Regions from separate parts of the Mus musculus genome. Here region 2 is linked to region 1. Evidence: chromatin loops called from intact Hi-C (ENCODE). Cell type or tissue: heart. All regions are shown on one strand. Links, peaks and the distances in the headings refer to the core of each region. The heading gives the core; the rest is flanking DNA.

Region 1 (10,837 bases), core at 1,819-9,818:
GAAAACCCAAGGACTGAAGAGCTGGACCGTGTAGAATGGGATGAGCATCAGCAGAAGTTTCCATGTGGGCTTGATATGAACAGGAAACCTAGTGATAGTTATGTGCCCCAGTCCTGATGCTCTTTACTAGCATTGGCTCATATAGTCCATCCGGCAGACCCAGGCAACAGATATTGCTGTTATTTTTCATTTACACAGCTAGTAAATAATAGAGGCAATAGCATACCCAGGCTTCCAAAGGACAATTGGAGTTAGATTGCGATGTTATACTTTTGGGGACAGCTGGTGACATAGCAAGTGTAGCGCCGTGTCTGTGCAAGCGCCTGATAATCTCTCAAAAGTTATAGCAGGGATGTCAGGCCTGTGTCACCAGGCTGGATTCTGGCTAATTGCTCTTTATTTATTCCTTAAAAAGACTCATCAGTGCCTTCCTTGTGATTAGATGAGGGTTATGGATTTTGAGAAGCCAAGGCAGAGTGGCGAAGAGACATGCTTACTTTGCAGATATAAATTCACTCTTTGGCTTAGGTGAACTTGTCTTGCAGTTGACATTGCGTTCTTGCAAACTCATCTTCCTGATAAGGGGTAAGAGGGCTCAGTCCCCAAACACAAAACGGAATCACAGACATTTTCGGGCCTCATCTTGACTCTCTGTTGTGTTTTATAAAAAAGAAAAGGAGAATAAGGGATATGTTTGGTATGGAGGTACCAGCCACACACACCATGGTATAATATAGAATAGAACTCATTTAGGGCATAGGGAGGGAAAGGCAGAGAGAGAGAGAGAGAGAGAGAGAGAGAGAGAGAGAGAGAGAGAGAGAGAAGGAGGAGGAGGAGGAGGAAGAGGAGGAGGAGGAAGAGGAAGAGGAGGAGGAGGAGGAGGAAGAGGAGGAGGAGGAGGAGGAAGAGGAGGAGGAGGAGGAGGAGGAGGAGGGACCAGCCATGAACACATGGGGGCAAGAGGGGAGAAGAATGGGGAGAGAAGGGACAGAGAGGGAAAGAGGGTAAGGTCAAGAAAGAGAGACGGGGGCAAGCAACCCCTTTTATAATGAGTCATGTATACCTGGCTGTTGCCAAGTAACTGTGGGGTGGAGCCTAGAAGGAATGCCAACACTCTCCACCCTCAAACTAAAAAACTCTACAGTTTCTAGATGCTGGTAGTTCTTGAAGGGAACAATGCAGACATAGCCAGGACGCAGTGTGTATGGAGCCCACCCCAGACTTCCCCTTCCCGAGGCCACCCCATCTTCTCCAGGAAATCTTAGGATCAGAAGAGAGCAAATCAAGAATCTGCCCACCTGGGACCCCCAGCCTTTCTCTCTCTCCTTCCTTACGTGCTTATTAAGTTCCCAATGCATTCTGGGAGAGCCAGGAATTTCATCTGAATAGAACTGGGTTTGGGAAGGAGAGACCCATGTCACAAGCTTAGAGAGAAAGGTATATGGCTGGGATTTTGCAGCCCAGTGGAGGACAGGTTTCTCATTAGTGCTACGGGTAGCATGTCTGTCAAACACAACTGAGCAGGAGGTGCTAATAAAATAAACAGGGCAGTCCCTACCTGTGAGGGGACAGTAAAGCAGCATTTAACAAGAGCCATCTTCCCAGGTACCGTCAAATGCTGGGGACAAAGAGTGATGTTTCCCTTCCAGGTTCAGCCTGTTGGATAGAGGACGATTTGCTCTGTCTGCATCCAGCTGGCAGAGGACTAAGCCCAGCTTAACCAGAGCCTACGGTACAATGTACCAAGCCTAATAGTTAAATTCCTGACTTCCTTCTTATGGGGAGCTGAACTCTAGGAGTGGACAGGACAATGCTTTGCAACAAGTTTCAGATCTCCAGCTGGAAGCTTACAGCTGCAGGGAAGGTTACAGAAAATAAAAATAAAAGGTGGGTGGTGGTGGCACACGCCTTTGATCCCAGCACCTGGGAGTCAGAGGCAGGCAGATTTCTGAGTTTGAGGCCAGCCTGGTCTACAGAGTGAGTTCCAGGACAGCCAGGGCTATACAAAGAACCTGTCTCGGAGAAGAAGAAGAAGAAGAAGAAGAAGAAGAAGAAGAAGAAGAAGAAGAAGAAGAAGAAGAAGAAGAAGAAGAAGAAGAAGAAGAAGAAGAAGAAGATATCCTCTTTGAGAGTTTTGAAGAAGTTTATGGACATCTCTTGCTGTGTTTTTCTCATCCTTCCTTACGTAACAGTGCAAGCTATGGATACAGCAAAGACCACACATTTTTATGTGCTAGAGCTGTCTAACACACTCTGCAGGGATAGCCACACTAAGTATACAAGTTTTAAGCACAGAGCTTGGTTCATCCTTTGACTATATGTGAAGCCATGCACCCCATTAAAATAAGATGTGGAATGTTTCTCCCAAGTTCCTTCGTGTCTAATCCAAGTCATTACCATCCCCTACCCTAATGTAGTCACTCTTCTGATTTCTGACACAGAGATGTGTTTGCTCACTTTAAAATCAATAACTAGAACCCTGGGAGATGGCAGACTGTAACATGCTTAAGCAAGGAGATCTGAGTTCTGATCCTGGGAACCTGCATAAAAAGCTAGGCATGTCTTAGTCAGGGTTTCATTGCTGTGAAGGGACATCATGAACAAGGCAACTCTTAAAAGAAAAACATTTAACTGGTCCTGGCTTACAGTTTAAGAGGTCCAGTCCATTGTCATCATGACAGAAAGCATGGCAGCGTGCAGGCAGACGTGGTGCTGGAGGAGCCCAGAGTTCTATATCTTGATCTACAGGCAGCAGCAGGGGACTATCTTCTGCAGACAGCGATTCCACACTGGGCAGAGATTTGAGCACAGGAGACCTCAAAGCCCACCTAAACAGTGATGCACTTCCTGTAACAAGACCACACTACCAAGTGGGGCAGGGTTGGAGCAAGCAGAGTGGGGAAGGGGAAGAAGACCACACTATTCCAATAAAGCCTCACCTCCTAATTGTGCCACTTCTTAGAGCCAGACATTGAAACACACCGATCTATGGAAGCCAAACCTACTCAAACCACCCCAGCTTGGCAGTGCATGCTTGTAATTCCCATGCTGGGGAGACCAAAGCAGTAAGACCCTTAGGGATTGCTGGCTGGTCAGTCTAGCTGGCAAGCTCTCGGTTCAATGAGAGATGCTGTCTCAAAACCAAGGTGGTTCAGAGCACTGTTGCTCTTGCAGAAAGAGGACCTGTGTTCCGTTCCCAGCACCCATACTGCGGCTAGCAATCATTAGCATCTCCAATTCCAGGGAATCCAACTGCCTCTTTTGGCCTCTGCAGGGCATCAGGCATGCATGTGGCATACATACCTACACATGGGCAAACACATTAAAAAATATCTTTAAAAGTAAGGTGAGGAAGACACTAAACGTTGGCCACCTCTAGCCTTCACATGCAACCACACATATGTGTGCACACATGTGAACACACACACACACACACACACACACACACACACACACACACACACACACACACAAAGTAAAGTAAGATGGATAAACATAAAACATAGCCAGGTGTGGTAGTGTGGGTTCTTCATCTGAGGAGTGGAAAACTGAGGTTGGAAGACCATCCATCATAGGTTCAAGGCCAGGCTGGTCTACATAGGGAGTTGCAAGCCAGACACACACACACACACACACACACACACACACACACACACACATTATATATATATATATATATATATATATATATATATATATATATATATATATATATATATGAAGATTCCATCTCAAATATTCATATAAAAATATCAAATTATACTGTTTTTGTGTTTGGGTGAAATTCAAATAACATAAAATCACCTCAGCCTTTTTGCGCCAGGGTCTCATGTAGCCTAGGCTGGCCCTGAACTATGTAGCTGAGAATGGATCTTGAACTTCTGATCTTCTTGCTTCCACCTCTCATACATTGAGATTATGTGGTGTGACTTGCCATATCGAATTAATCTAGTGTTGGTGACTGAACCCAGGACTTCATGCATGTTGAGCAAGCACTCTACTGATTGAGCTCTGTCCTCTTTCCAAATCAACCACTCTAAAATGAACAACCCAGTAGTATTCAGCTCTCCACAGGCCTGTGTCACCAGCAACCACCTCTGTCTTCAATAAGCTTTCATTGGCCAAGAGGAAGCCTCAGATCTACGAAGCATCTGCCCTACATTTGAACACTGAGTAAGGCACACAGGGTGTGGCCTTTGGGGTCATACTTCTTCCTAGCTCCTGTCTCTGACATGCCGTGTGTATGGCTTGTGCCAGTATCAGTGCTATAGATGAGGAAACTTTGGTACACAGTTAAGTAATCCACCCACGACTGTTTAACCAGTAAGTAGCCGAACCACAAATCCTCACGGTGTGGCCCTGGGGCCTTGTTCTAGAAGCCTGAGCCATGTAGCAGGGTAGGAAACAACTCTAGAGGTCGAGGAGACGAGTGGAGGAGGGTTGTAGGGTTGCCTGCCTTTCCAGACTGATAGCCCGAACTCCTGGCTAGTTTGACTGCTGTTTGCCCTGTGACCGGTAGCTCTTTCTACATCTCAGTTTCCCTGTCCACACAGAGTTTAGAGTCTGTCTTGAGTTGCTGTGGGAGGCTTGACTGACAGTTCTTGGAAACCTCAGAGTTCTATATGAGCACAGCTATGGCGAGGATCTCTAAGAACTTCCCTGGCACCTAATATATCCCTGACAGAGCTGGCACTCCAATGGGTGAACAGTGGGCACCCTGATCTTCTTGCTCAGTCTGGAGAGCTGCAGGCCCCACCTGGAGGGCACTGTGTCAAACACAGACTTGAAGGAACAAGGCCTTCTATAGAATCTGTTCCAGGCCTGCTAACCTACAGCATACGAGGAAAGCCTACAGTTCATAGGCTGGGGACAGAGCCTTGCTTGGGACAGTTCTGTTGTCACTTTGGAAACCCACTGTCCCAGGCAAGAAGGATTAGAAGGGCAAGGGTACAGAGATGAGAGCAAAGGGGCTGGTGCCCTGTCAGAGTGAGCTTCTAGGATCTCCCCAAGAGAACTCTAGCAAAAAGCTATTAATTCCTCTCTAAGAAGTCGGGTCTCAGAGCTTTCCTTCTGGGATCAAATGAGATGTGACATCATAGGATGAATTGCCAGAGAACAGCATTGTGACTCTCACCCCCCAGTGAGCCCTGGGGTTTGGGGGACAGGTGTGGAATGGTTTTGTGAACTAAGGAAAAAGCAAATGTGGGGTGTGGTATCCTCACAGCAGCTCATCGCTGCTCTTCCCTCTGGTGCAACCTTTTCCGCTTTAGTCTTGTTTAAATCCCAACACTTCCCGTTCCAAATGAAGAACGTTCCAGAATGCTCCGTTAGCACACGGGTTAGTTTATGGGTGATTTATCAGGGCAGTTTCCTGGATTATGGCCTCATCTTCTCTCAGCAAATCCTGTTGAAACACACTTCTGTCAGCTGTAAACCCTGAATGTGGGAAAAGAGCTGACACACAGGCTCCGTCTCCGGAGTAGCGCATTCCCGAGTGTGGGCAGTTCACCAAGACCAGGAAACCTCCGGTTCGGCTCGAGAAGAGGTCACCCTGTGGGCAGGGGCAGCCCTCAGCTGATTGGGACTCGAAGGAACCAGGATTCAGAAATCCTAACCTGGTCTGCCTGGGTTACAGATTCTCTTGCCAGCCCTGGGGGACCAGCTTCCCTCTCCTACCCACTGACCAGTAACGACAGGCTGGATGTCTCTGGGACATTCCGGAACAGGACACAGCTGAGGTTTGACCCAGGCTGCATGGGTCTATGGACACTGGTGAACCGTGAACGGCTTGCCCTGGAGTGACCATCCTGTCCTCGGGCTCTGTAGAAACAGCCCGAGGCACTCAGCCCCAGCCTCCTTCCTGCTTACTGAGACCTTGACCTCTTGCGGTGCCTCTGTGGAGCTGCAGGGCGGCTAGGAAATGAGTTAAGCCGGCATTTCCCACTCCAAGGCTGAGCCCACCCCCGTTTATCCAGCCTTCCCAGAGCAGCAAGGGCTATTTTTTTCCTTTTCTTTTCTTTCTCCCTTTGTAGCATTTCCTGGTTTTCAGCCGAATGAGTCACTTCCTTCTCTGGGTTCCACATAAAACTCAAAAGGTAACTTTTCTCTATGAGTGGATTTTATTTTACCAACACTGATTTTTTTCCCCTTTCTCACTCTTATGGACATGGAAGATGTGCATATTTCTTTTCCTCTTTTCGCTTTGGTTTCTGGGAAGCCTGGAGTCCAGTATGAGGTTCCTCTTGATCAAGTGACTGCTCTGAGCCTTCTAAATTAACTTTGTCCCCGTTTTTCATCTTCAAGCCAAGCCTTTCTTTTTCCATTTTTGATTTTTATGGTATTTGTATTATCAATTTTATTTTAATTGAGGGTTTTATTTACATTTTATTCGAGCGTGTGCTTGAGCGCGTGTGTGCGCACGTAGAAGTCAGAGAACACTCTGTGGGAGTCCATTGTCTTCCTCCATTTTATGGGTCCTGGGGATTTGGTTACAAGCGTCTTTACCCACTGAACCATCTCACTGGCTCAGCAATAGTATTTTTCATGATAGAACTTACATAAATAAAATGTATCCAAGTCAAGTATAGAGTTTGAGGTGACTAATCTTGGTTTTTCAACTTAACTGTGTCTGGAATCAATAAGACCAGGTGCCAAGTGTTCCTGTGAGGGTTTTCTTGATTAGATTATTTGAAGTGGGAAGGTGGACCCTAAATGTGGGCGGCATCTTCTGGCTGCTGCACAGATAAGGGAACATGGAAGAGGGATTTTTTTTTTTTTTGTTTTGTTTTGTTTTGGTATTTTTGACACAGTGGTTCATTATATAAGCCCTGGCTGGCTTAGAACTCAGTGTGTAAACCAGCCTGGCCTCAAACTCATAAGATCATAAGAGACCCACCTGTCTCTGCATTTCTAGTGTTGGGCTTCAGTCTAATATTTGTGCCATGGGAATCAGAGAGATAACTAAGAGGTTTAGAGCAGTGGCTGATTTTCCAGAGGGCATGGGTTCAATTCCTGGCACCCACATGGCAGCTCACACCTGCTTGTAACTCCAGTTCCTCTTCTGGACTCTGCAAGAGGCTCGACGTATGTGCAGGCAAAATACAGCAGATTAAAAATTTTTTTTTGTAAATATTTATTTATTTTATTTATATGAGTACACTGTAGCTGTCTTCAGACACACCAGAAGGCATTGGATCCCATTACAGATGGTTGTGAGCCACCATGTGGTTGCTGGGATCTGAACTCAGGAAGAGCAGTCAGTGCTCTTAACTGCTAAGACATTTCTCCAGCCCCACAACAGACTTTTAAAAACATCTAATGGCAGTCTCGACACATCCTCAGCTGTGCACTTATTCTCATTGTGCCTTTAAGAAGCAGTTGGGGGCTGGGGAGATAGCTCAGTGGTTAGGAGCACTGGCTACTCTTCCAGAGGACCCAAGTTCAATTCCCAGTACCTACATGGCAGCTCACAACTGTCTTTTACTCCAGTTCCAGGGGCTGACATCCTTACATAGATGAATTCAGTCAAAATACCAAGGCACATTAAATAAATAAAAAAGAGAAGCAGTCAGAGTCCTGACTTTCTATAAAGGTCTCAGTTTCAGGGCTCCATGCCCTGAGGCTCTGTGACCGTGTCTTCTGTTCCCAAGCTAGCCATGCATGTACCTGGCCCCACATTTCCTGTCTTCAGCTAGCTTCATGTCTTCATTTCACTGGATTCGAGTTTTCTCTTTATTTCTTGCATCCCAGGATTGATTTCTTTCATATGGGCTCAGCTGTGGATGAAAATGTGTAAGGTTAAAATCACATAGAAATGGGGGATACTGAAGCTGCCGTTGGACCACTGTTTACTTAGAGTCAGCCTACACATTTGACCTGTTATTTTTGTGCATTACAGTATTAGAAAATTATGTATCAATTTCGTTTTCTGCTGCTGTAGCCATCTTGGATTACTGGACTCCTGCCATCTGGACTTGGACTCCTGCCATTGATTTCCTAGGATCTCGAAGGGATGAGTGATTCCAGTAGCTCACTGCTCCTTTCCAGTTATAAGATGAATTCTACAATATGACCTTTGTTTCTGTAGTTGCCTGATGAGAGAGAGACACATTAGCTGTTTGCTGTTCTGGGCTATTCTGAATGAATGAATCGGGTTTCCATGGTGAAAGAGGGTGAAGTGGATGTTGGGTGAGTGAACACGTTTGTCCACCGTGCTCTGAGTTCCCGTTAGAACTATGGGCAGATTCCCATCCGCCACACTGAGTCCTCACTTGCCTACCCCCCACCCCATGTGATGATGGTTCCTGTTGTCAATTGGACAAGATCTAGAATCACCGTGGGTACATCTGTTCAGGATTGCCTAGAGTAGGTTAATTGAGTAAGACTTGCCTTAAACGTGGGTGGCACCATAGTGACACACATATATGGATCTGATGTGATAGCGGCAATGGAGGGAAACCTGGCACTGAACTAAAACAAACTTCTTCTTTTTGACTGGAGTTTCTTTTGCCAGGGCATTTTAACATAACAGCAACAAGAGAAACTAAGTTATAAGCGAACCCTAATTCCATCTCTCTCTTTGCTTCCTGACTGAATGTAAACAGGACCAGCTGGTCCTAACCCTGCCGCCATGCCTCTCCCACGATATTGAACTCTATCTCCTTGAACACTAAGTTGGGATAAACCTTTCCGATTGTGTCTTCTCTGGTGTCTTTACCACAGCAAGGAAGAAAGTGACCAATACCAACACTGCCTCTCACGTCACCAGGGTTATTTTCCTCCCAACCTTTCTCGCTGTCACGCATTCATCCAATCTACTGATATTTCTAGCCATGGACGCAACTCTATCACTCATTCATTCAATCTACTGACGCTTCCACCATGGATCCAACTCTGTCGCTCATACATTTAGTTACTGATGCTTCCATTCATGGATATAATTCTGTCAATCATTCAATCAATCTACTGACACTTCTACCCATGGGCCCAACTATCACTCACTCATTCATTCAATCTACTGACACTTCCACCATGGATCTAACTCTGTCACTCATACATCCAATCTACTGATGCTTCCAGCCATGGACTCAACAAAACTCCTGGAGTCTGACTCCTCTTTAAACTCATTTTCTCCGTCTTCTTGGAATTCTTACTGTTTCAAGATGGCATCGATCTTGATATCCCTTGCTCTACTGAACTAAGCATTACGCGTTTTAAATCCTATTTGTTCCTTCATTCCTAACCCATTTATCCATCCCCCTTGATGTGACTCTACTGGTCTCCCATATGCAAAACACCAGGTTTGGCCCTCTATTCTTGCTTCTGATACTCTTTGGAGCTTGCACATCCTTCCTGATGCTCTTCATGGCCCCCAAGCCATTTCTTGATCACTTCTTTTCCTTTCCCTAGTCCTCTTTTCATCTTCAGTGGCCGAGCCTTAATGCAGCGAACCCCTGTAGTTCACTGCTCTGGCCTCAGCCTGTCTCTCTTGATGCACAAGCTATTTGACCAATGTCCTTTACTGCTAATTCTGATGGAGCTCTCGGGACTCCTCTAGTTTGAAATACAGATGCTGAATGGCTATGGCTGTGAAGTGGCTTGAGTTTCCTTTCTTGCTGTAAGAGGAAGGGTTTATTTGGGCTCATACTTTGAAGGTATTCTTATTCCGGGTACGTTGCGTATCCTTCCTCCTCCTCATGCTGGGAAAGACATGGAGGCAGGAGTGTGAGGCAGCTGGTCACACTGCCATCAGGAAGGAGAAAAAGAGAAAGAGAAAGAGAGAGAGAGAGAGAGAGAGAGAGAGAGAGAGAGAGAGAGAGAGAGAGAGAGAGAGAGAAGTTCAGGACCCCTGTCCACAGAATGGTGCTACTACATTTAAGGTGGGCTTTCCTGTCATAACTAACCATTCTAGAAAACTCAGAGAGACACCTGGAGGTGTCATAGTTCTTCTGTTACCAGCTGTTGTTATGGATCAATCCTAACCATCAGAGAGCTAAACATGAGTACCAGAAACAGGAAGGGTTCAGCAAGGGCCAGTGTTACTGGAGGATTTGCTCCATTGGCCACTCAAGTGTCATCTCGTTTAAGCCTTTGCTATCTCATTCATATCTGTCAGGAAACAAGGACTAGATCACTGTTGGTTACTATTCGTAAGTGTTGTAACCAGCCTTTAGGTCCTGGCCCTTTAGCACCTAAGGGCACTCTTTCTCATGATATTGTGTTTCTTTTTTCTTTAAAAATCATCAGAGGCAGATGGGTAGCTCTTAAATCTAGTTAGTCCAGTCCACGTTACCTTTTGTGCCCTCTTCTGCCCAGGGCCCTAATGGGAAGGCTCTAGCAAGGCCGTTAGGCTCCGCATACACGCACACTGTCTCAAATTAGCCTGGGTCAGCAGTTGCTGGCTTGGGTGTGAGCAGCCATATAATGTCATGCAATGTCAACCCTGAAATACATCTTGGGTGGGTTCCAGGGAGATCCAGGGCCAAGAGGACACCGAGAAAGCCATGGGAAGTCTGTGAACCACTGTTGTCCCTTCCTGATAAGCTGGGGCATGATCTGGTCTGGGGCAGCCTGCTTAGTTGTAACTGTAGGGAAAAAAAAAAAGAAGGAAGGAGTTAATTCCTGGCTGGGCCTGTTTACAGGAAGCAATGAGCTTTAGTTATTAAAGTGGGCCCCATGTGGGAGGGGATGAATTGGCCTTTTAGAGCCTAGGTCAGCAATAGAAATAGTTTGCTCTTGGCCAAGAATAGGAGAGGGCTTAGAGGATTGCTTAAAGTTTAAGATGTTGTGTGCTACATTCTCCTGCTCCCTCCTCTTAACGTCCTATCTTTCTTTAAGA
Region 2 (10,837 bases), core at 1,245-9,244, 96 kb after region 1:
ACACAAGAAAACTTCCAGAACCGTAGAGTCAGTGGCACACACAGAGCATTTGGTTGGGGAGAGGAAAATCTTGTCTATATATTCCATCTTTGGCTGCCTTTCTGATCCCATCAACTTCAAGTGGGCTGTTTCCTTTCCTTCTGCTTGCCAGCCTGACCTGTAAGCAAAAGGTAGAGTCCATCATACGCATATGTAGATTTTATTTTTTGTGTGTGATAATTATTGACTATCTGGTACCATATAGATGATAGGAATACAGAGACATGGCCCCTGTCTTTGAGAAACTTCTTATTTAATGAAAAGAAACTCTCCATCCTCTAAACCAAACCCCAAACCCACCCAACCCAACCCATCCAACCAACCAACCAAGCAACCCAACCCAACCAACCAACCAAGCAACCCAACCAACAAGTCAAATCAAACAACCCACCCACCCAATCAATCAACCAAACAACCCAACCCAACCAACCAACCAACCAACCAATCAAACACACAACTTGGCATTATCTGTTGGTATATTACTTTTTTTTCTCACTGTGACAAAATATCTGATGGTATGTGTTTAAGAGAGGGAAGTTGTTTCTTGGCTCACAGTGCTTTGTAGCATGGAGCTTGGAGCAGCTCAGTCTGGTGGTGGCTGCTTGTGGCATGGCTTGTTCATATTTTGGAGAATCAGGGACCAGCAAGCAGAACTGGAAATGGGGCTGGGCTATAAACCTACAAGGTTCACCCCAGAAGTCGCCATTCATCACCAAGGAACCATGTCTCAAAGATTCCATAACTTCTCAAAATAGTGCCACCTGTTGGAGGCTGTGTTCAAAACATAAGTCTGTGGGTGACATTTCACATTCAGAATGTACCAGTGGGGTGGGGGTTGAAAGACTGGGATAGCAAATATTATATGCTGGTGGCCCCACAGGAAGCGTGCAGTGTGCAGGAACTTTAAAGGGGATCTTGGAGTTAGGACTCTTGTATTCTCTAGGGTCCTGTATAAGGCTGTGGGCCTAGGAGTATTTTTTTGGACTCTTTTAAATTGTCATTTCATCCCATGTTGGGACAATTTAGACTAGCCAATCTCTTAGTTTCTTTGTTTTGCTGGAACTAAATCATGGAAGCAATGTGTTTTGCGTGGGTCAGAAGATTTGATTGGCTCTTGGTGACATCACAGACATTGCTGGAATATGGTTAAGAAATCAAAGTGAGCACATCCAGTTGTGGCTAACACACACACACACACACACACAGACACACACACACACACACACACCCTTGATGAGTAAGTGGGGAAATGTATTTGTTATTACCCAATGAGTACAGTTTGTTTGTTACACACAATCTTTCAAAACATGAGGTCCAAAGGGGAAAATTATGAAAGGGCCCTGGAGGGTGACAGTGTGGGAACTGCTGCTCTCATCCAAGGGTCTGATGGGAGATTTGGTTACTGACATCTCCATCCGGTCAGCTCTTGTTTGTCTTTTTCCCCCCTCTGGAGACAGGGTGGTTGCTTGCCCCTAAGGCCTTCTCACCTCTCCAGCTTCACCCCCATCCTTTCCTTCCTCTGTTGTTTAGTTCCTGTGACTCCTGATTCTCCTCCCAACTCTGTTGCTAAATGACTGTGCATTTTGAGTAACCTAGTCCTGTACTTTGGATCTTTAAATCTTTACCTTCATATTGAAAGCATCAGACCCTGATAGGCTCTAGTAGTACGCACTCAAGTTCATCAGTGGTGTTTAGCTCTCTTCTTGTCTCTGGGGCACAGGAGTAAACCACAGTCTTTAGCCTCTTCTGCAGTACCTGGTGGGTATTGTGGACTCTTCCGAGTGCAGAGTGGGTGGAAGTGATCTGTAACACTTCCTGGTCTGCTCTGAAAAGCACCCTGCAGTAGGTTTATAAGGCATTCACCATGATAGGGATGTCCGTCTTTGGCATGACTGGGAAGCCAGACAGTTGAAGCCCTTAACCATAGGACCTCGCCGGCAAGAACACCATCCCTGGATTTTGTGAATAGAAATGTAAAGCTTTTACAGAGTTACAATGCTGGGATTTAGGGGGATTTGTAGTGACTGTAAGCAATGGTTATTTTAAGGGGCTCAAGGTAATGGACATTCTTTCTCTTCAGCTAGGAACAAACAGAGCAATGGGGATTTATAACATGGAGGTGGGTTGAAGAATGTGCCAGAAGTTCGTGATCACACAGTGAGTTCCTTAAAGGCTGCTCCCTGGAGTAAAACAGGCTTGTCCACCCCAGCAATGGCACCATTAGGCAAGTCCAGAGTTCTTCCTCACAAACACAATCCTACAGACACAGCCCAAGGCGATTCCTAAAGAGAGGCTGCAGAAGGGCTTGTCTGGTTTGCTCCTGAACTCACTGATCACATAGATAGTAAGTATCTCCACCTTCTCTGAGAAAGGAGACTGTGGGAAAGCCAGGCGGGAAGTCTTAGCCTCAACAAATTGATTTCAGAAGAAAAGCGTGAGGCTGGGAAACCAAGGTTCTTCTCAGACATGGAAGTTGCTGAGTTCCCATGAGGCTTCACTCCTCCAGGACAGGAGTCACATCTCCACCACCTTGAGATGAACCCCAAGACGTGGAAAAGTGGTGGCAAATCAATGTATGGGTAACTGACTGGTGACATGTAAGGAGTGTGCCTGACATTTTCCCCACTGGGTCACTTCTGAAGGAGGAGAAGTTGCTGTGGTTTGACCCCTCACACTGCTAGCCCTTGCCTAACCCCACAGTTTGGTGGTGTGAAAGGCCAGGCCGATGACCCAATGCTTCCTTGGGGAGAGGCTAGCATTCTCTGTCTGCCCACCAGGTCCTATGCTAGGCAAGGCACTTACTCTTGCTGAGTTCCTGGCTAGCCCATTGCCCTGGGGGTTCATGGGTTACTCTGAATCCCACAGTTGGGGGTATTCTTGTGTTTCTAAAGTTAGTGACTGAATGTTTCTTATGGTATCCAATGAGATGTTCCTTCAGCAAGTTAGATGAAGATAGGGGTTAAGGGCTGAGCTTGGTGGTATATGCCTTTAAATCCCACCATGTGGAAGGCAATGGCAGGTAGATCTTTGTGAGTTTGAGGTCAGTCTGGTTTACATATCAAGTTCCAGGATGGGAAGAAATACATAGAGGGACCTTGTCTCAAAATGATAATAATAATAATAATAATAATAATAATAATAATAATAATAATAACAGATACAGGGTTATTGTCTCTGCCATAAGGTGCTTCAGAATAAAGAGAGTAGTGAACACAGCATCCCTTACACATGCACATAGGCTGGATAAAGAATTCCTAGGCTTTTGGATTACAGTGATCTTTAATATTAAACCAAGTATGAGGCTATGGAGATGGCTCAGTAGCTAAGAACCTTGTTGCTCTTGCAGCAGCCTAGGTTGGGGTCCCAGTACCTACATAGTTGTTCACCACTATCCATACCTCCAGTTCCATGGGATCTGACATCCCTTTGTGATCTCTGTGTGCACCAAGCATACATATAGTGCACATACGAACATGTAGGGAAAACACAGACACGTGTAAGGCCAAAATAAATTTTAAAAATTATATCAAGCACCATCAAAGGATGAACAGATGAACAAGAGTTGGTAGATCTATGTACTGGAACAGAACTCAGCCTTTAAAAGGAAGAAAATTTAGATACAAGTACAACGTGGATGAGCCATGAGGGCATTGTGCTAAGTAAAACAAGGCAGCTCTCAAAGGGTAAGTGCTGCTAATTCATCTTGTAGGAAATTTAGGGTAATCCAGGCTATGCAAACAAAGCAGTGGTTGATGTGGGTAAGGAGAAGGCCATAGAGTTATTGTTTAATGGCTACAGAGCTTCAGTTTGGAGTGACAAAGTTCTGGAGAGGAATGGGGTTGAGGGCTGAACAACAAATGAATGTGGTTAAAAATCATCGAACTGCTGATTTCAAAATGACAGACACAGTCAAATCCACCAAACAACCCACACAATGGTCATGCCTGCCATGGGCTTGGTTCTGTTCATTGGCTCCAAAATCTGTTAAAAGCATTGAGACATCCAAAGTAATGGTATTCCTAACCTCAGAAAAGTGAGGTAGGTAGGGTCTCCAGGTGTAGGGTCTCCAGGCATAGGACAATCTTTTGGTTGGCAGAGTTTTAGCTTCATAAAGAAAAGGAATCTCTAGATTCATGGCTTGCATTTGAATCCCATACCATATTTGTGTGGTCACCTTCTGCAAGGCCCTGGGTAGGTTGGTGACCCCTTGATGGGCAGACAGCAGAAGGTAGGGGAGCTTGGGCCAAGCCTCACCCACAGTGTTTGTTCAGAGATGTAGCTAGCTACTGGGAAGTAGGTCTCTACCAGAGCAGCACGTACGTGCTAGTCACCATGATTACTAGATGTGTCTATTCCATCATTTTAAAACTTTTGCCATCAGGGTGCCAAGTCCCTGGGGTGGCCCTGTCTATTCCTCCTGCACTGCAGAGGCAGCTGAGCAGGGCCTGCTGTGCTTGGAGAAACTGCATTTGTAAAGTGCCTTTTCGGGACTTGGCATGGGGCACATGCTCAATACAGGGAAGTTATTTTTATCTGGGCTGTCTAGAAAAAGCACAAGATTCAGAGTCCTTGGAGTTTGGATCAAATCTCTGTTTACTAGGGTTTTGACCTTCAGTGATTTCCTTTATTTCTCATAGTCCCAGTTTTTTTTTTTTTTAAAATAGGGTCAACAAAATGTCTCATGGTATTTTGTGTCTACTCAAAGAAATATAAGTTTTCTACTTTCCCCTTCCCTTCCTTCCTTCTTCCTTTTCTCCTTCCATTTTTCTCTACTGTCCTCCAATTTTTCTTCCCTCTCCCATTTGCCTGTCCCCTGTCCATCTTTTCCTCCTCCTCCTCCTCCTCTCATGACTTCTAGGACAGTGCCATGTGACAGCCTCCTGGTCTGTAGGTGAGCCCTGTAGGTGAGGCAGCCTCCTCAGCCCAACCAGGAGACCCTTCTTCAATGGCAAAGTGAGACAGCTCTTTGAAAAAGTCCAAGTTATCTTCATGAAGGCTTATTTGAGCTCACTCTTGACCCCAGGATCATGAAAGGCCCTGTGAAGAAGTCACAGGAAGTGGGAGCCTCGGGGGCTGGCAGCGTTTCTGTGGGAACAGCTGTTGGCATAGAGATGGGTCTGTGAATTTGCCACCGGCACCTTTGAGGAGGCAAGGGCTATCTTCATTCCTAATTCTATCCTTGGTTTTATTTGGAATTTCACACGTGATCACTTTAGAACCTAGGTGGCGTGTCTTTCATTTTCTTTCACAGGTGTGACTGACTGCTCAGGGTGTGAGCCAGGGGACATTGGTTCCCCTTCTTGGAGTTAAGCTGGCATGTACTGTTGGGGTTCTTGGAGATTCCCAAGGCCTCTGGAAATGTATCTGGGTCGGCTCACAAAGACAGGATGCTAAACTAAGTAGTAAATGATCTATCTCCTCAGGGGAGACTCTCCCTTAGGGGAAGGGGCAGGGGCAGGGGCAATTGGAAGAACCCACTGAAACCTTCACACCTTCACTTTGTCCCTGCCCAGTCTTGGTCTTCACTCAGGACCTAGAAGACATTTCATCAGTGTTATCTGATCAGGGTCACTCCTCCAGGCCAGACCCGTGTCTCTTCCTGGTTGTTCAGACAGGGCTAGGGCTCCTCTTTCTGGGTTCTGGGGATGAGCTGTAACATTGCAGCATCTAAGGTATTGTATTGTAATTATCCGTGGGCTCCAGACAAAGGCCTGGAGGGCAGAGGCGGCTCCTTAAGCCCTTTCTGTAACTTCTGCACTATAGGAACTCTGCATATATGGCGAATAAGAATCAACACCCAGCTTGTCTGGTGCTGCACTGATGAGGGAGGTCCCAAGGAATGAGGGGCTGGCTGAGTATCAGGGGCCACTGGATGTCAAGCTCCAGAGATTCAGTCTGCTTGGCAAAGAACCCCATTCTCCATTTCCCAGAGATTGTTCTCGTAATGCGCTGGCAGTGCGCCCAATCCAGGCTCTGACTAGTTCCTAAAACAAGTTAAATCTTTCCCTTTGGGACCATTCCATCAGCAGGGGTAGATGAGCATGCTTCTCTGATGACCTTGGCGTTCATAGCCCCAACTTGGGCTCTTTTCCATTTGGTTCCTCAAGGCCTCAGCAGCAGCCCTGTTATGCTTGGCTGGGTTTCTGGCGGGTGAGGAGCTGAGCGCCGTCTTCCCAGATCCCCGGGTGGATGAGAGCGGTGTCCACGCCCCCACCCACAGCTGCCTGTGCTTGGCTGGGATGGAAACTGGGCTGCCCATCCAACAGATCTCGGTGGAGATTGGAAAGTGCTCCTCGGAGGAGCTAGTTGTGTCATTGTTGGGATGTGGACAGAAGCCAGGCTGCAAATGAGAACTGCGATCTTCCCATCACCCTGGCTCTCCACTGTGATGGAGGGACCATGCCAGCTGCAGAGCCTGGACAGATGTTCCTTGGAGGGACAAAGTGTTACCCGATGAGCATTTCTGAAATGGGACTAGGCTGGCCAGAGCATAGGAAGTAGACTATCTGTGAAGAATTCACCATCCCAGGTAGTGTCTGGCTAGATTTAACCCTTTGATTCTTATTTAATACACTTGGGCAGTAAACATGCTTTTTGAGTCGTTTCTGAAGTCCTCACCCTACATGTGATCCAAGGAGATGCAGAGGGGTAATGAATTGGTCAGGGTTCTCTAGAGGAACAGAACTTATAGACTATATAACATGTGTGAATATATATGCAAATATGAATATATTTATGAATATGAGTACACATATCTACACACATATGTATGAAGGGGATTTACTAAAATAGCGTACAGGTTATGGTCTGGCTAGTCCAGCAATGGTCCAAGAATCCAATAATTATTTAGTTCACTAGGCAACTTCAGTATACATGGAATCCCAAAGAAGTAGTCTCCAAGGCCAGTGAAGGGATGGACTTACAAAGGAGAGCGAGAGCAAGAAGGCAAAGCAAGCTTCCTCCTTCCCATGGCTTTTTTATAGCCTGCCAACAGAAGGTGTGGCCCAGATTAAAGATGGATCTTCCCACCTCAAAAGATCTGGATTAAAAGCAAATCTTTCTACCTCAAAGATCTGGATTAGAAGTAGGTTTTCCCTACTTCTAATTACTTGTTAAAAATCAATCAATCAATCAATCAATCAAACAAACAAACAAACAAACAAACAAACAAACAAAACTAGCCTGGCAGTGGTGGTGTACACCTTTGAATCCAGCCCTTGGGGGGCAGAGGCAGGCAGATCTCTGAGTTTGAGGCCAGCCTGTTCTACAGACTAAGTTCCAGGACAGAAAAGGCTATACAGAGAAACACTATCTCAACTGCACCCCCAAACCAAACCAAATCAAGCCAATACAAACAAACCAACCAACCAAAAACCAAACCTAACTAACCAACCAACCGCCCCCCCCCCAAAAAAAATCTCAAATAAGTAAAATTTAAAAAATCACTTACAGGTGTGCCTAGCCATGTAGGTTTTAGTTAATTCCAGATGTAGTCAAGTTGACAATCAAGAATAGCCACCACAGGTAATGAGAAAAAGACAAATACATTTTCCTTCACGTTTTTCCTTAAGGCTCCTTATAAAAAAATGTTCCTGTGATGTTTAGGTATGGGACTAATGGAGATTATAGAAAACCTGGTGAGTCCTTTCCCGTTCGATACTTGAGGGAGTGAGCAAGGACATCTCGGTGGAAAGTGTGCCCTGAGGGGGCTCACAGCTGACTTAGCTCCCTTACTGGAAATGGAAACACAGACCTTGCTGAGAGGCAGAGTGGAGGGCTGAAGAAAGAGCACTTGGCCAGGACTCAGCTCCAAGCTGGCCACTGGTCCTGTGGGCTCTAGCTCATCAAGCTTTTGACTTTGTTTCATTTTAAAAAATGCACCCAACAGAAGATAAAATGACTTGAAAATAGGCACTGTGAACTACTATTGTTTACAAATATTAACTTTTTTTTTCTTAAATCTTATTCAATGTGTGTCAATGTTTTTTGCCTGCATGTATGTCTGTGTACTGCATGCCTGCCTGGTATTGGCAGAGGCCAGAAGAGGGCATCAGACCCACTGGAACTGGAGTTAGAGATGGTTGTGGGCCTCCATGAGAGTGCTGGGAATCGAATCCAAGAAGAAAAGCAAATGTTCTTAACTGTTGAGCCATTTCTGCAACCCCACTTTATTTATTTATTTATTAATTTATTTAAACAATCACAAAAACAATTTAATAATGTGGGATTATTAGCAAGCTAATTTTGTAAGTAAGAAACGTGAGGGACAAATTGTTGCGATCTTGTTCAAAGTCACATCAGTGATTTTGATGAGTGTTGGACTAAGGCTGGGCTCTTTCTGGGCCTCAGAATCTCCATCTTTGTGAAGAGGCTGATGCTTGCTATCCTGCACGTACTGGGGAGGGAGTTCATGCACACAGAGAAAAGGTCACATGAGACAGCAAGGGAGGGGGTAACTAACTATCTCAAGCCAAGCATCAACAGATGGCTTAGAAGAAACAAAGCAGCTAGCCCTTTCATCTCCGACTTTGACTCCAGGATTCCAGAAAACTGGGGGAATAATTTAATATTCTTTCTGAAAAAGCCAAGTGCTAGCCTTTCCAGCATGAGGAACTGAGTCCAATCCCTTAGAACCCACATAGTAGAAGCAGGGAAAGACTCCTGCTGGGTTTCCCTGGCCACCATACCTGGGCTGTAGTATTTCTATGTGCACAAAAAAATGTAACTTAAAGAGTATAACAGACAAGAGGTATCTAGTATATGAAGAATAACATCTAAGGTTGTCATCACGTGCACATATGCTGCACATGTGCATATGGGCATGTACATGTAAGCACGCAAATGCTCAACAGTTAAGAAGCCTTGCTGCTTTTCTTGGAAAAAAAGAGAAAAGCTGTTGCTTGGACCACAGTAACACATAGTTTCTGGAGCTCTTGTTAATTCTTCTGTACTTCTGTGTGATTAGAATGAAAATCTTCACTACACAAAGTGGATAAAAAGTCTCCATCTTCTCTCTTTCTCTCTCTGCTAGGATTGGACCTTTCTTCCCAAACATGGTTTCTTACAGGCATTGATCACTTTTAAATTACAAGATCCTTGGCTCCAGCATATTCCTGTCACAGAAAGGCACTCACACTCAATGAATGAAGCCACACTACTGCCCCTTGCCCTTAGGTCAGAAATTGCCCATCAGTCATGAAGGTGTGAGCACACCCAGGTACTGTGATCCACTGCACACTGACACTGGTAAGCAACCGAGAAATCTTTCATACTGAAAAAAAAATCTTTCATACTGTTTTTCTTTTTTAAGACTGAATAACAAATCACTTAAAATATAGCAGCTTCAAACAAGATCTAGTGTTCTTCCAAACGTTTTTTTTTCTGTGTGTGTGGTAGTCACAGCTAGTTGGTTAGCTGTCCTCAGCTAGAGGTTACCTGGGGTGGACATAGCCAAGATGTCTGGTTATCTCCAGACTCAGTCTCCCCAGATACCCTCCCATCATTATAGTGAAATCCAAGCTTCTCCACAGCTTGAGGGATGGATTCTAAGATGGGGAGAGAGCTGCCCAACCTCCTGGAGCCAGCTCAGTCATTCTAGAACACTGTTTCTGCAAAGTTTATTTGGGCCAAGTAGGTCTTAAGATTCAAAGGGAGAGAAAAAAGAGTCCCCGTCCCCCCCCCCCCCCCCCCGCTTGTGAGGTAAGGAACAGATATGTGCCAGATATGTGCACAGAGACCGGACAGGCTGTTGGTGACTAGAGGAGAGACTACCACAAAGATGCCAGCAGGATCCTCAGAGTATCCTCATTTGCATGAGGATAGCTGCTGAGGTTTGGTTGTGGTTTGCCTACCAGCAAGATGGGTTTACTTCCCAGGTAGTGGAAACCACAGGGTGCCAATGCTAAAGCTGTGGTTATGTCCTGGTTTTGACCAGGCCATTGCTTAACCTCTTGCTTTGTCCTCCAGGTGATGCCGCAAAGCAGTAGAGAGTTGAGATGACCAGTGTAGGGAGCACCACCAGTGGGTGGCAGGACCAGGGGTGCTGTTGCCCCATGATTGAGGAGATGATTATTGTGCAAAAAATATGCAGATTTTCCACCTAAATTATGGGATGATTCACAGAGTCTTCCTGGACCGCCATCCCTTTGTTTGGCTTATGTGGACAACAATGTCTACTTTATGCAAGAGAAGAGATAGTGGCAAGCTGCATCACGTTAGAGTCAGACCACCACAGTTTGCACCCTTGTGCTTCAGCCGTGTCGCTTTCTAACCATATTCTTCTTTGAAAAACAGCTAATTGCTCTGATTTTCTGTTAAGGAGAGAAAATAATATTCAGTGTCTATAGAGTCATACAAATTTGATGTGTTTAAAAGGAACGAGGCATCTGTCCTTTTTAAAATATTGTTTTAACACTGGATGTGTGATTCACATGTGGCCAGTAGCTTAAGTTTTCAGCAGCCCTTATTAGAACACTCAAATGGGCCTGTGCTACCTAGAGGCTAGCACATTCTTTATGCAAATGGTGGCTATTGTTTCTGGGAAAATGGGTTCTTTGCTCATTTCTCCCCTTGTCATATTTGCACTGGAGGAACGATGGAGCAAACACCTCAGTTGTTTCTCCCTTTAGCTGCTCTTCTGAAAGCAACAAATGTCTAAAGTTGCTTCCAGTTTGTTATTTGCTGCGGGCGGAGAGACTCTCTGTCAAGTGGTGATATAGGCTTTGTCCTCCTTCCCTGATTTGTGGCTTCACTCCCTGCTCCCACATGAACACCGGGGAAGAGTGCACCTTGTTCTTTG

What was found. A loop is a pair of places that touch in the nucleus more often than their neighbours do. Peaks named below come from ENCODE experiments on the same cell type or tissue, not always from the same donor. Only the 100,000 strongest peaks of a DNase experiment are listed, where the experiment ranks them.
Region 2: it touches region 1 in a loop (2.0-fold over the local background); 4 of 42 quality-filtered maps call a loop at or near these places.

What each region holds. Positions count from the first base shown.
Region 1 is chr15:59,674,991-59,685,827 of GRCm38, forward strand. No RefSeq gene overlaps it. Among named protein-coding and RNA genes, the nearest start is that of Trib1, 32 kb to the left of the region's middle. In heart, for the core only: a CTCF peak has its summit at 5,895; a DNase peak (open chromatin) is centred at 5,781; H3K4me3 peaks cover 598 bases; H3K27ac peaks cover 1,809 bases.
Region 2 is chr15:59,771,497-59,782,333 of GRCm38, forward strand. No RefSeq gene overlaps it. Among named protein-coding and RNA genes, the nearest start is that of Gm19510, 18 kb to the right of the region's middle. In heart, for the core only: no CTCF peak of the experiment used is centred there; DNase peaks (open chromatin) are centred at 4,445 and 6,125.